Linked DNA regions of Homo sapiens: region 2 is linked to region 1. Evidence: read pairs that join two places in POLR2A ChIA-PET (ENCODE). Cell type or tissue: A673. All regions are shown on one strand.

Region 1 (2,500 bases):
CTGGGCTGTGCATTCAGTTCCCCCACAAGTATTTACTGAGCATGAATGGAAGGCACCGGGCTAGGGAAAGCGCAGGATGCTGAGTTACGGGGCCATCCCTCTCTCCAGGGAAGAGAAAGTGCCGGGTCCCACAGCCCAGACACCTGGGCTCCAGGGTCCCCTCCATCACTTCCTGGCTGTGTGACATTGGGCACATTCCTCCAGCTGACTCAATTTTAGTTGCTTTATCTATAAGATAGAGGAGCTTGGAGATGGGGATGTGGGATGAATATGCTGGAAAGGCAAGCAGGGGTCAGGTTAAGGCCTCTGCATAATATCACAGCTGCCATTTATTAAGCATCTACTACTGTGTGTCTGGAACTGTTTTAGATGCTTTATGGATATCATCTCTAAACCTCACAATCACCCCCACTTCCTCAAAGGAAAGTGATGCTTTATATACATGCAGCGAACCCCAGGGGAGTGTTTGCTTTCTGGGCCCAGGCAGAGGCCCAGGAAGTGGGTTCAAGCTAATGGCTTCTCTGCTTATGGGCCCTGAATCTTCTCATATATTTTCCTACAGGCACCACCCAGCTGAAACATTTAGGAACAGCCTTTGAGGAAGTGTAGATGGGAATTGCTCCATCTACACACACAGATGCAACAGTAAATGGGAGAAAACCGGTGCTCAGCACACAGTAGGAGCACCGCCAGCCAATGCGGAGTTCATTCATTCTTCCAACACATATTTGTGTTTGCTAGGTGCCAATGTTGTTCTAGGCCAGTAGTTCTCAACCAGAGGTGATTTTGCCTCTCCCTCAGGGGACATTTAGCAATGTCTGGAGGCATTCTTTTTGAGGAGAGGGGGTGTTACTGGCAGCTACTGGGTAGAGGCCAGGGATGCTGCTTAACATCCTACCATGCACAGGACAGCCCCTCACAAGAAAGAATTGTCTAGGCCAAAATGCCAATGGTGTTGAGGTTGATAAACCCTGCTCCCGGCACTGGGGAGACAGCAATGTACCAAAGAGGCAATGTCCCTGCAGCTCACTTCCCAGGGCAGGAGACAAATGATGAACAAAGATAATAATAAGTCAATATCTCCAGGTCCACTGGTTAAAGTGCTACAAAAAATAAAGTAAGAAAAGGAGGAAAGAGAATGATGGGGTCATCAGGGACATACGGGACATTTGAGAAAAGCCCGGAGGGAAGCAAGGGGGTGAAGCAGTGGCTGCCAGGTGTGATAGAGGCTCTGGGGTGGGTGTATCTTCAGGTGTGGCAGGAAGTCCACGCAGCTGAGCTCAGTGAGCACAGAGGCGAATGGTTGTAGAGGAGGTCAGGGGTTTATTATGCTGATTTAGTCATGTGGACACCTTATGGCCCCCCTTGGTAATACACTTCTTGAGGACGCAGGCTCTATCCAACCTCTCAGTGCCACACACTTGCTGGAACCAAGCTGAGAAAGACGCCAAGTTGAATTGAATTTTGGCTCAGGGGAGGTGGTTTCCTGTATTATGAAATTTACATGAGATGAACTATCCCTGCTTTGTTCTGGTTTGGGGCAGGAAATGGGCTTAAATGTACTCTCAGCTTGTATTCTGTAATTGTTGCTTGGCTTTCATTCATGTGTCACTGGGGAAGGAGTTGCAAGACCTAACGCTGGTCCTGAGTACAATTTCAACACTGTCCTCTTAGCCTTAATGAGAAGATATATTCATTCATTGATCCAACAAATAGGTATTAAAGATGACAACAGGGCAGAATTGGGATGATGCAAAAGTAAATCAAACACAGATTCTTCTCTCAAGCAACTTACAGAAAATATATCTTCACTTTTTCAGATATAGGTCTTCACTTTTTTATGAAGTGAAGATACTTTGTCATATAAGGTACAAAGTACCAAATAGAATGAACACAGAACTATGAAGAAGACCAGATGAGTACCTACAGGACAGGAGAGCAAACAGTTTACATCTCACATGCCGATTCTCATCAGTAGCAGCTGCCTAGAACTGTGTTGAGAAGGATCCTGAAGTCCCATCTGAGTTCAGTGAGAAAAAGTGCTGTGCTTAATTAGTTATGTCTGCCATGATCACAGAACCCAAGTGGCAGAAGTACCAAGTATCTTTGCCATCCAAGCTGAAATGGAGATCAAATAAGTGGAAATGGATCTTGAAGAGTGAATTATGGCCTTCCTCTTCACATTTAACATAAAAATATAGCAAGTATACTGCACTATTAGGATGGAAATGGAGGAGGAGTAAAAAACTCAATTTCATAATCTATCTTGAGCGTACACTTATTTACCTCCTTAACTCCAGGAGTATTTAAGAAATGAGAGGGAAAAGCAACGAATCCTCTGCTAGTAAAGGAATAACTACAAAAGTCTAGGCCAGACTTTACTGCTTAAAATCAGAGGGCAACTGGCTCTGAAACGAGGCCAGCTCTGGGCATCTGGACTGAGTGCCCCTCCCCAACCCACCTCCATACTTCTCCCCTAAAGCTTCGTAGAAGCCTGGCA
Region 2 (2,500 bases), 140 kb before region 1:
AGGGCTCTTGACTTGGCTTCTCTGAGTGTATTTCTCCCTCTGTAAAGTGTTTGATACTATCTACCCCCTAGCATGGCTGGGAGGCTATAATGGGATAATAGACAGAGACAACCTGGCACAGAGAAGGGAGTCGATAAATGTTTGCTAATAATCTAAGTGAAGGTCTCTGAAACTAAAGATTTAGGAATTCAATAACACAGACAATGCCAGAAGGCTTTCTTTTACTGTTAAATTTATTAGGAAACAAGACAGGAAATTATCAGATTAAGAAATGTTTGTACACTAGCCTGGAAACCCCTTTTAAGAGACTTGGCAGTGGGAAACAGATTCAGGCTTGGTTTGTTGAAACCATTCCTCTGCGAGAGGCATGCCCTACTCCAATTCGGAAAAGCATCTGCATCTGCAGGTCCCGGCCCCAGTGATGAGCTCCTTTGGGAAGTGTCCCCGAAGCTCCCAGGCTGACTTGGGGTCACCCTGCTGTGCTGCACAGTGGGACCCCATTCCTGCTATGAGCTGCTGTTTCTCTTATAGTAAACTAGTGGGTAGGGGGTCTGTCTCCCCAGCCAGCCTGAAGCCTGTGAGGGCAGGAACAAATCCTGTTGTCTTTGTGGTACTCAGTGTTCATGGTTGAATTAATAAATGATTCACAAATATTTTTATGTTCTTTTCAGAAAGTCACCACCTTAATCTCCACATGTACTTCAAGCTTCGTTCTTGAACTCAATTCTGAAAATTCTCCATCTTTGTTTTCTACATCTTATTCTTTTGGTGGTTTGGCTTCAGACTGCCTAAGAACCTTCCCTTTCCATGTAATCCAAACAAGATTTTTAGTTACCTCCTTTGTCATCCCTCCTTCTCTCCCAGGGGTCAGCCTTTCTTGCATTATCATTGCAACTTTCCCACAGAGTCCTGGGTGACATCCGCCTCATAGGGGCTTAAGAGGAAAGAGACTCATTCTCCCTGTTTCCTCATCTCTGTATCAAGGAGCTCCTGGGACCTGGCAGGACTTGTGAACACCTGCTTCAGTCCCCCAACTCCTCCTAAAAGATCTAGGGCTCCATTTCAGAACTTCCAGGCATGGAATGGTTTTTTAGACCTCCAGCTGAGTCTTGGGTAGCTATGAAAATGTCACAGGTTAGTCAGGTTTTGGAGATCAATTAGCCCCCAGGAGCATGGACTGTGGCCTTTGAAAGTTCTCTGAAAAGCCTTTCCCTTGTCCCCTAAACAGTAGTGACACTCATGGGCATAACGCCATGTGGTGTGATAAAACTCAGCCATGGAGTGTAACTGACAGGGAAATTGTGTGCTGGAGTTGTTTGAGTAATGATCTTGGCTGGGCACGGTGGCTCACGCCTGTAATCCCAGCACTTTGGGAGGCCGAGTCAGGCAGATCACAAGGTCAGGAGATCAAGACCATCCTGGCTACTAAACTCTGTCTCTACTAAAAATACAAAAAATTGGCCGGGCATGGTGGCACATGCCTGTAGTCCCAGCTACTCAGGAGGCTGAGGCAGGAGAATTGCTTGAACCCCGGAGGTGGAGGTTGCAATGAGCCGAGATCATGCCACTGCACCACTCCAGCCTGGGTGACAGGGCGAGACTCTGTCTCCAAAAAAAAAAAAAAAAAAAAAAAAAAAAAAGAAATGATCTTTGAGATTTTAATTAACATCATGGCAATGGACCAGGGTAAAATAATGAGGGGGCAGCTTTTTGGACAATGTCTACCTTACTCTATATCAAGGTGACCATACATACTTGCAATCAAAATCCATCCATCCATCCGTCTGTCCATCCAAACTTCCGTCCATATGTCTGATCATCCTTCAATTAACTAAACAATTTTTTTCAGCATCTCCTATGTGCTACTCATTGTGCTAAGCAATGGGAGATACAGGAGAAAACAAAGGAGCTTCCTTCTTGGAGCTTAACTTCCATTCATCTATCTATTCATCTATACATCTACTCTTCCATCCATCCATCCATCCATCCATCCATCCATCCATCCATCCATCTTTCTACCCTTCCATCAATCTACTCAATATAATGTGCCAGATTAGGACTTCAATGAAAATTAAAACATAGATCTTCCCCTTGAGAAACTCTCAATGTAGTGGAATAGGTACAATGTTCATGAGTGTTACAGGTACTCTAAGAGAAGTCCATCCATGCTACACTGATGGCACAAACAGAAATTGGATATTCCACCTGGGTGGCATGTCAGGAAAGCCTTCATTGTTGAGCTGACCTAGGATGATTGAAAGACGAGCTGATGGTCATTAGGTGACCTGGCTAGGGGGTGGGGAAGAGGAGGGCATAGGGAAGTCCAAACTGGAGGGAACAGAAAAAGCCAAGTCACAGAGGCAAGAAAACTCATGGTGCATTGTGGGGATTGTAAGAAGTTGGCCGTGGCTGGCACACTGAGTTGAAGGGAATTCCCATGAGGTGGGCAGGGGCCAGATCATGGAGGGGAGCATCGAGGGGCTCAAGTGCTTTGCTGAGG

What was found. ChIA-PET counts read pairs that join two places held together with the same protein. Peaks named below come from ENCODE experiments on the same cell type or tissue, not always from the same donor. Only the 100,000 strongest peaks of a DNase experiment are listed, where the experiment ranks them.
Region 2: POLR2A ChIA-PET joins it to region 1 with 12 read pairs; 2 of 35 experiments call an interaction of 5 or more read pairs at or near these places.

What each region holds. Positions count from the first base shown.
Region 1 is chr12:107,371,394-107,373,893 of GRCh38, reverse strand. The region is part of intron 1 of ABTB3 (ankyrin repeat and BTB domain containing 3); the gene reads right to left. Among named protein-coding and RNA genes, the nearest start is that of ABTB3, 54 kb to the right of the region's middle. In A673, a CTCF peak has its summit at 1,323; DNase peaks (open chromatin) are centred at 433 and 1,503; H3K27ac peaks cover 834 bases.
Region 2 is chr12:107,507,579-107,510,078 of GRCh38, reverse strand. The region is part of intron 1 of ABTB3 (ankyrin repeat and BTB domain containing 3); the gene reads right to left. Among named protein-coding and RNA genes, the nearest start is that of PWP1, 180 kb to the left of the region's middle. In A673, no CTCF peak of the experiment used is centred here; no DNase peak of the experiment used is centred here.